Regions from separate parts of the Homo sapiens genome. Here regions 2 and 3 are each linked to region 1. Evidence: chromatin contacts called from ENCODE Hi-C or POLR2A ChIA-PET data. All regions are on one chromosome and are shown on one strand. Each heading gives the region's core, a stretch centred on a gene start or an enhancer-like site at or near the end of the contact. The rest is flanking DNA. Distances are from core to core; before and after follow the strand shown. Region 1 holds the start of ARAP1 (ArfGAP with RhoGAP domain, ankyrin repeat and PH domain 1). Region 2 holds the start of FAM168A (family with sequence similarity 168 member A). Region 3 holds the start of RELT (RELT TNF receptor).

What was found. Hi-C counts contacts between places; a loop is a spot of excess contacts on that map. ChIA-PET counts read pairs that join two places held with the same protein, here RNA polymerase II (POLR2A). Pooled maps may share reads with other maps.
Region 2: a pooled map shows a loop between it and region 1 (8-fold over the local background). The contact joins the promoter of FAM168A here to the promoter of ARAP1 in region 1. A Hi-C loop is called at or near these places in 6 of 50 pooled maps. POLR2A ChIA-PET finds 5 or more read pairs at or near these places in 2 of 52 experiments (A549 and OCI-LY7).
Region 3: a loop to region 1 is called in a pooled map, with 4 times the contacts of the local background. The contact joins the promoter of RELT here to the promoter of ARAP1 in region 1. A Hi-C loop is called at or near these places in 4 of 37 single-sample maps with no recorded cell type and 6 of 50 pooled maps.

The regions. Positions count from the first base shown.
Region 1 is chr11:72,750,806-72,753,807 of GRCh38, forward strand. ARAP1 (ArfGAP with RhoGAP domain, ankyrin repeat and PH domain 1) reads right to left here and starts at 1,603. Exons shown (of 35, transcript NM_001040118.3): 1 at 1,523-1,603. RefSeq lists enhancers at 1,284-1,403, 2,014-2,243 and a silencer at 1,454-1,743.
Region 2 is chr11:73,596,644-73,599,645 of GRCh38, forward strand. It overlaps FAM168A (family with sequence similarity 168 member A), which reads right to left and starts at 1,469. Exons shown (of 8, transcript NM_015159.3): 1 at 1,280-1,469. RefSeq lists an enhancer at 803-1,531 and silencers at 1,423-1,552, 1,683-1,912.
Region 3 is chr11:73,374,811-73,377,812 of GRCh38, forward strand. RELT (RELT TNF receptor) reads left to right here and starts at 1,589. Exons shown (of 11, transcript NM_152222.2): 1 at 1,589-1,689. RefSeq lists silencers at 1,309-1,618, 1,649-1,938, 2,029-2,108 and an enhancer at 2,274-2,568.

The sequences.
Region 1 (3,002 bases), core at 353-2,852:
TCCAAGGAGACCCTTCCTAAGCTGTGCCATTACACAAGACTGAAGGCTGGGCAGGAAGGAGGGGCAACAGCAGCCCATCTCTGAAACCTGAAGTCCCAAAGGACCTGGGGATTTGAATGGGGAGGAAGCTTCTAGAGGGTTGGGAGGAGGATTAACAATCTGTACAAAAAGCTGAGGCTGGATGTGTGAAGCATGGCTGGAGCCCAGGTGGTGGGGGTATAAAGCTGGGGTTGAGTAGGAGGCTTGAATGCAAAACAAAACCTGGGGGCCATCAGGGCTCTGGTGGCCTCTGCCCCCTCCACCTCATCAGTCACCGGTACTCTGCCTGGGACACCCCCTTCCTAAACTACTCCAATATGCAAGTAGCCAATGGGGAGGCAAGGTCCCCAGGCCCAGTCCTGACAATCCCCAGCCAGGAATGGGACACAGGATGAGTTCTCTCTACACCTCTGCCAGCCACACCCACCTTTCTGCCATTCCTCAGACACACCATCCAAATTCCTGACTTTGCACAAGCTACGCCCTCGCCTTTGGAGGGTCCTTATCCTTGTAAATTGCCACTTAACTGCCAAGCCCATTCCAGTCATCCCCTCCCCTGGGGCCTGCACCTGTCCACACCTGTCTTCAAGGCTCTGCTGGGCTCCTTCTACCCTGTGATGATCTTGCTGGGCAGTCTCTCCCAGCCTGGCCTCTGGGGACTCTCCGCGAACAGGTATCATGAGTGCCTCAGTCTGGGACCCTGGGACCCACCAAAGAGTCAAATCCTTCCGAGTACCCCCAGGTATCTGGCCCTGAAGCACCCCCCTCCCACCTATCTGGGATCAGGGAAGGCTCCCCAGGATATGGGATGTGGGGGAAGGGACGGTATATAGCAGAAACCACAGCGTGATGGCTTCTGGCCAGATTCCCCCCCTCCCCGCCGGCCCTGCACCAAACACCCATCCCCTGCCCCCAGGCTGCACCCTAAGCCTGCTCTCTCCAGGCCCAACCACCCCACTCCCAGCGTGACCCCATTCCCTGAGCACATACTTTCTTTCACCAGCAACTGGGCCAGGTAGGGGCTCTGGGGAAGCCATGCCCCATTTACTGGTGGGGAATTGAGATGCAGAGACCGGAAGTAGCCTGCCCAAGGTCACTGGAGCCCCAGGCCCAGGGCATAGGGTCGTACAGATCTCCAGAAATGTAAAGGTCTCAGCGGCCAACGAGGTGGGAGCCTTCACTTCACAGATGGGAACCCCAAGGCGCCCGAGGGCGGCTGACTCCAGAGACCCTTCACGCCAAAGGGCTACGGGCTGGAAGCCCCGGGTCCCGCTGGTTCACCCCCCTTCCCTACCGTCTCTGGCCCGCTGGCTTATCCTCAAGAGGCGACCCCCCCATCACGCCCAAAAAGGTAAACAGACAAGATGACCCGGGGAAGCAGAAGCAGCGCGCGGCCTCGGCGTTCCTTTCTGCAGAATGGGGAAACTGCAGGCCAATGTGGCGAGGGGCCTGCAGACGGGGAGGCTCCGGCAGCCGCACTGACCTGTTTTGAGTAAAGACTCCACGCGGGGACCAGGCGTACCGGCGCCGCCACCGACTTACACCGCCACCGCCAAATTGCAGCAAGGGGCCGGGCGCGCCCACCCCCCCGGGCGCTTCCGCCCGCCCCACGTGACTCCCGGGGAGGGGAAGGTGGGGCTGGGGCAGGGCAGGGCAGGGCCCCGCCCCCTCATCGGCCCCTCCCCCCGCCTAGTCACGGTCCTGGAGTTGGTTGGCCTGGCCCGCCCGCCGGACCCGTCGGTCTGTGTCTCTCTCCTGCCCCTCTAGCTGCTTGCGGGTCTTCCGACTGTCTCCTGAGGCTCAGGTCTAACCCCCGCCACCTCGCCCGCTGAGTCCACCTCTCCCTGAGTCTCCCTGCTCTCGCCACCCCTCTTCTGGTGAGTCTGCCCTGACATACACCCCACCCACAAGAGGGCCACACCCCCAGGGGGATAGGAGGCAGTTGAAGGCCGTCAGTGGTGCCTGACCACCTCCTCTAGGAAATCCTTCCTCCACCACATTCTTCAAGGGTATCTCACTTCCCTCCCTGGGTGCCCACAGGCAGGGTTGTGGGGAAGCTACCCACCCAGCCACACCTCCCAAGGATCCCTCAGCGGAAGGCTGCAGCCTGAGGTTCCAGCACCCACACCTAGAGAACAGGAGATTCCCACCCATCCTCCCAGCACATACACAGATGAGGGTACCAAGCTTGGCAGACATTTCTGGGTCCTGTGTCCAGAACACCTCCGGGGCCAGCCACGCCAGAGACCTTCCCTGGGCTTCAATTTCTTTATATGCACAAAGGGTATATTTGGAAGAACAGATCTCACATTGCGGGGGATGAGGGTTTACCCCCTGAGAAGAGGAAAGTGTCATTAATTGGAGCACCTACTGCATGCTAGTCCCAGTGCTGGGCAATTTATTCCTTTTATCTCAATCCTTACATTCTGCTTGATGGCAAAAATTATCATCCCAGGTTATGGGTTAGGAAATAAGGCTCCAAGAAGTCTGAGGGCTTGCCCAAAGTTACAAAGCCAGTGTTGGGCAAAGCTGGGAAGCAACCCATTTTTATGAGTTCTAGAATCTCCTGCCTGCCCCCCACTGGCCATTCACCCTGTCCCTCTGGGAAAGAGTTGACTGAGTAGACCGTGTCTTCTGGTGGTAGGGCTAAGGCAAAGGAGCTTTCCGGGAGGGGAGAACAGGGCCAGACCTTGCGGAGAACTTCCGGGCCCCAAGTTCATATGGGGTCAAAAACACTGCAGAGGAGCAGAGCATAGGCCCCTCCTCTGGTCCTGGCAGCAGGGGTGTCCCTTGGGCAGCAGAGGGCACCTGGGGGCCACAGATCACAGGGGAGGCCCAGGCGTCCCTCTAGACTTCAGACCAGCGAGGTGCAGCACAGGGTGAGAAGGCTGGCATCTGACCACTGGCAAGGGGATAGGGGGTCTGGGGACCCTACCATTTCTGTTAACACAGTCCTGAGGTCT
Region 2 (3,002 bases), core at 219-2,718, 850 kb after region 1:
CTGTTCATTTAAGTATTCCAACCCTTAACCCTCATGTGTCTCTTGGAGGCCACCCCAATCCTTCACCACCAAAATAATCCAACCCAATTCCCCCCTGCTCTCCAGCACAGCTCACTGTCCCTCTCCATCCTCTCTGCCCCATCCATACCAACAGCTCCAGGTCTCCCATTCCTTAAATTTCCCCTGTGCCACCTCACCATCAGCAACCACCTCCCCAGGCCTACCAGCTCATCTCCGAAAGTCCTTCTCCAAAACTCCCTCTGCCACCTTGGCCAAGGGATATTTTCTTCAAGATACCATCCCCCAACTTTGCTCACCCCTGCCGCTATCCTTTCAATGAAAGCAGCCCAGTGATGTTTTATGTGCCCTCTGCCTTGACTCTGCAACCAAGGAGCCACCATGCCCTTTCCAGTGATTGTAAGATCACCCTAAATCCAACCCACTGTGCCCCACACTCCATTTCCATCCCTGTCCTCCCATTTCGGGCCTGACTTCCAATGTGGCCCCTTCCTGCCAGCTCACCATCACACTCCCCTCACTGAATGTCCCACCTCCACCAACTCCTATTCCAACCTCCATCAGCCCACCCCAGGAAACCCCCAAATTGCACTCTTCTGCTCTATCCTAACCCATGCTATTCCATAAGTCTCCACAAATTCCACCAGCCCCAGATGACAAACACCCACTTCAAGCTTGGGTCTCAACCCATGCCAAGCCCCTCACCCCCAACTCCTGCCACCTCCATCATCCTGCCCCAGGTCCACCCCAAATTCCACCCTTCTGAATTAACACTACGCAGGGCCCTAACCAACCCTGTACATGCCACTCACTCTCCGTTGAAATCATTCCCCTGCCCCTCACCCCAGCTCAGATCCCAAGCTGTCAACTGCTCCAGGCCAAACCCAAATCACCACCCTCATTCAGTCCCCTCCCCCATTAAAAGCCATCCCACCCTAGTCTCATCTTCCACCTCGCCCCAAGACCATCCCGAATTCCAACCCGACGCCCCCACCCCACTCTCCTGTCCCAGGTTGGGTTATTCTCCATCAAAAGTCCTCCTCCCTTGTCGCCCGCCCCCCAACCTGCTTGGGTCCCACCCTCACCCCACCCCCGGCCAGCGCCTGGACAAGTCTCCCCCGCCAGCCCGCCGTTCCATCGCGACCTCAACCCCCTCCCCCCAACCTGCACGGGGGCTCCGCAGCCTCCCCTCTCATTCTCGCCAGCGCCACCGGCCCAGACTCAGGACCAGCGGACCCTGTGGCGGGGGGAGTCTCCTCACCGGTGAGCAGCTGCAGGCGAAAACGGCGGCGGCGGCGGCTGAGGCGGCGATGCCCTTGTCTTCTCCGGAGGCTACGGCGGCGACGCTCTCGCCCGTGTCCAGTAGGGTGGCGGATGGCGCGCGGGGACCGGAGCCTCCTCCTCAGCGACTCGGCTCTGAATCCTCTGCAGTAGCCGCCGAGGAGCCCGACGGGTGGGGGGAGGGGACGCTCGGCTGCGGGCGAGGGAGGAGGAGGCGGAGGGAGGAGGCGGGGGACCGCTCAGAAGGGCAGGGAAGGAGGAGCCGGCGCGGCGCCGCGACACGTCCCACAGCCTCAGAGCGCCGGGACCACAACTCCCGGCATGCCCTGCTTTAGCCCGCGCGCGGCCTGCGCCTCCCGCCGCGAGCCCGGTGCAGAGGGGCCGCGCCCTCTCCGGTCACGGACAGTGGAATAAAGCCAACCATCCGCTGGCGAATTTTGTAGACTCAAAGACCACCTGTGAGGAAAGTCAGGTCGCCCGAGGCCCCATCCCCAAGGGGCCGTACTCGCAGCGTCTCCATCCTCTTTGCATAGACACCCCCCTCCCCCCGCCCACACACACACACACACTCTCTGTCTCTCCCTCTCTCCCTCTCTCCCTCTCTCCCTCTCCCTCTCGTCTCTGTCTCTGGACTACACCTCCCAGCATGCCCCTCAGCTTCCTATTCTCCTTCCGGACCCTTCTCAGACCCGGTACTACAGTTCCCAGGGAGTGTGGTCCCTGCGAAATGCTGGGAGATGGAGTTCTCGGTTCTTCCTCCATGTTAAGAAAAAGAAGTGAAAGAGAGGCAAAAGGGAAGGAATACGCCAGCCCACCGAGGATGGGCCTTGATGGGCTAGATCACCTGTGATTCTGTTCATCCCTCGCCATCTCCGTTTCAGCTGTCTCTCACCAGAACTAATGCCGGAGCTTCCTCGCTGGTCTCCCTGCAAATTTGAGGACGATTCGGCAACTTGAATCCAAACGACAAAGGGCATATCCTCTTCTTGACCCAGCTCCATTACTTTTAAGAATTTACCTTAAAAAGATGATCGAACAATTTCGAAAAGATGAATGCACAAAGTTGTTATATGACGTAGTTAATTATGAAGGGAGTAAATGTTCATCGATAGGGTGCTGCTTAAATAAGACGTGACATATACATACAATGCAATACTAAGGAGCCATTTAAAATGATATAAATCTATTGACATGAAAAGCTATTCACAATTTATTCTTCGGGGAAAAAGTTGATTACACAACAGCATGTCTACACGAGTGCATTTATGTGAGGTTTGACACAATATTCTACAAGCATGGAGAGATTTCAGGAAAGAGGTTCGCCAAAATATTAGCAATGATTATCTTGGGGGAAAGGGTGTCAGATTGCACGTAGGTTTTTTTTGTTTTTTGAGACGGAGTCTGGATCTATAGCCAGGCTGGAGTAAAGTGGGGGCGATCGCAGGTCACTGCAACCTCTGCCTCCCGGGTTCAAGCGATTCTCCTGCCTCAGCCTCCTGAGTAGCTGGGACTACAGGCGCGCGCCACCACATCCAGCTAATTTTTGTATTTTTAGTAGAGATGGGGTTTCACTATATTGGCCAGGATGGTCTCGATTTCTTGACCTCCTGACCTGCCCGCCTCAGCCTCCCAAAGTGCTGGGATTACAGGCATGAGCCACAATGCCCGACTGTAATTTTTGTTTTCATATTGTTTGAATTGTT
Region 3 (3,002 bases), core at 339-2,838, 620 kb after region 1:
ATCGCGGCTCACTGCAGTCTCAACTTCCTGGGCTCAAGTGATTCTCCCACATATTTTTGTAGAGACTGGGCTTCATCATGTTGCCCAGGCTGGTCTCGAACTCCTGGGCTAAGTGATCCTCCCAACTCAGCCTCCCAAGGTGCTAGGATTACAGGTGTGACCACTACACCTGGCCTTCCCCATTTGGTTTATTGAGTGACGACACCTGAAATTGCCACCATTTGAACTCTAGAACCTAGAGCTGGGGTGTAGATGGTCCCCTTACAAAGAAAACATTTCCAGGAGTGGAGGCATTCTGGATGCTCTGGCCTTCCGTAGGCTGGGATGTGGGACCCTGGAAGAACCCCTGCCCCAGCCCTGGAGGTCTCCATTGACATATGAGGGTGCTGATGTCATGATCCTGACATCAATGACCTGTAGCTCCTTATGCCCTTCCCCCACAACCTGAGCATGACCCAGGGAAATGAAAACTCATCCCCTGCTCCCCTCCCCATGCGGTGTCCAGTTCGCCTCCTGGAATCTCCTGGACCCTGGGGACCTGACCTTTTCCGTCTCCTAGCCCCTGGGTTCAGATTCTATGACTGTTTAGAACCCCACCCCCAGCCATCTATCCCCAGCTGACTTATTTACCTTCCTTTCTCCATCTCTGTCATGGGCTGTGATTATCCTGACCCCAGCCAGGCCTCTGGCCCAGCACTAGGTCCTCCCTGGTGTCTCAGTCTCCCATCAGCCCTACTGTCCCAGGAGGACCGCCTGAGATCCCCTGAATAGTACTGAGAGGGGGAACGGGCCACTGAGCTGCTCCCTCCAGTCCTGGCACACCCTGTAGCACAACTCCAGGGGACACGATTCGGAGTCGGAATACAGTGTGAATACTGCCTGGAGTTTGTGATGACTGGCATTGGAAACTGGCAGGGTGGGATGGCTGTAGTAGGGAGGGGGGCACTGAGTCACCTGTCCTGCTGGAGGGAAACTAACTACCCTGGCACAGAGAAGTGGTGCGGGGAGTAGGGGAGTGGAGGCAGGAGACGCCTCCTGGAGGATTTCACTAGGCCTTGAAGGATGTGCCGAAGCCCACCGTGTGGGCTTCCTTTATAGACTCACCTTCACCAGGCCTTTTCGCCAACTAGGTGAGGGTTTCCAGGGTTGGGCCTGGGCCTCGTCAACAAAGCAAAGTGAGGTTATTCTTCCTGGCCACCAACTGGCAGGAGGAAGATGAAGCCCAGAAAGGGGCAGAGGTGGCTCTAGTTACACTGGCAATGCTGAGAGGACCCAGAGGAGTATCTCAGTCTCCAGTCTCTTTATCTTGCTTCGCACAACTCCTTGCTTGGTTCAGAGCCTTGAAGAGGCGGATACAAGAGGCCCTCTGGGCACCGCCGCCCAGTCCCGCGCAGCCCCCTGCAGTTCCCAGGGGCGCGAGAGAGGGCGACGTAGAGCAGCACCGCCCAGCGGCAGAGCGGCGAGCCCCTCCGCGGCTCGGGGTGAGTCGGGCGCGGGGCGCAGACCGCGCTCTGACGTCGGGGGCGGAGCGGCCGTGACGCGCGGGGGCGGGTCTGCGCACCTTCCCGGCCCAGCCGGCGATTCATTCAAAAGGCGCGCAGGCTGCGCGGCTGTCCGGGCGCTCGCCGAGCCGGGCCGCGGCGCCGAGTCGAACGGGGAGCCGAGCTGGAGCTGCCGCGGCGCAGCCAGGTAAGGAGGGCGCGCGGAGCGCCCATCCAGAGTCTGCTCTCCGCGGCCGGGCCAGCGGGATACGGACCCTAGTGGCGCCCCCTGCCTCCCCGTGTCTCTGAGGAAGTTCGCGGGCTCGGCGGATGCGGCAGCCCGGCCGCGCGCCCCCCCACCCCACTCCTCCCGCCTCGCGTCCTGTCCCGGCGCCTTCCGCGCACCGGCCACCGCCAGTCTCCGAGCCCCGTGACCTGCAGGTCCTCCGGCCGCGACTCCGGGCCGGCCCTGCGTGGTGGCTGTCGGGGGGCGCGCGGGGAAGCAGCGGAACTTGCGGTGTGAGGGGCCGGCGGGGCCCGGAGCGGTCCCCGGCCCGGGAAACTTGGACCGAGACCAGGTTGTGGTGCGGGCTGGACGGCGGCGCCTCGGCGCGGCTGCGGCGCGGGGCGGCCAAGGGGGGGTCTGGATGGTGTCAGCCCGTGACTGTGGGTGACACGGCGCGTGAGGCGGCCTGGCCGGGCGAACGTGTGGCTGGGACACTGGGCGGTGACGCCGGGCCGAGCGGGCGACACAGAGGGGCTCTGTGTGTGGGAGACAGGCAGCGTGTGTGCGTGTGTTGTGTGAGGGAAAGACCCGGGGTCACTGGGGTCACGAAGTGCGTGGCTTGGGGCGTGACCGGCGCAGGGCCAGGGCCACCCGTTACTGTGAGTGTGAAATAGAGGGAGAGGAGCCCAAGTGACTGAGAACGAGCCGAGCTCGCTGGCGCCATGGTGTGCGTGTGGGGTCAAGTGGTGTCAGTGTGTGTGTGTGTGTGTGTGTGTCTGCGCCTAGGGTGATGATGAGTAAGAGGCAGGAGGAGGAGGGACCGGACCTAGGACACCTTCCGGCAGATGTGGGGCGATGAGGAAGTTGGGGAGCCAGGAGACAAGGGTCTCCAGGACTGTCCCCACGAGGGCACCCCTCAGGAGTTCAGCTTGGTGAGGAGATGGACCCTGAGGGATAGGCCCTGGCTGAGGGAGAAAGCCGAGGCTGGGCAACATCTGGTGGGGTGGCCCAGATGGCAGCAGGGTAGGGGCCCTGTGGTAGTCTCAGCTTCCCCCCGCCCACCTGCATCCACACACTCACGCATCGAAGTCCCTACACCTGGCAAAGTTCTGCCCCTGTGTAATCTGTATTCTCAGCGGACCCGGACACAATCTTGTTCTCAGACCCCCCCGCCCCCCTCCCCCGCGCAGGCCTCAGTCTCCCCATCTGCACACTGAGGTGCTGGGCTTTGAATGGACTGTGAATCATCACTTTGGGATCCTCTATTGTTTTGGGTCAACTGCCTGTGTTCTCCC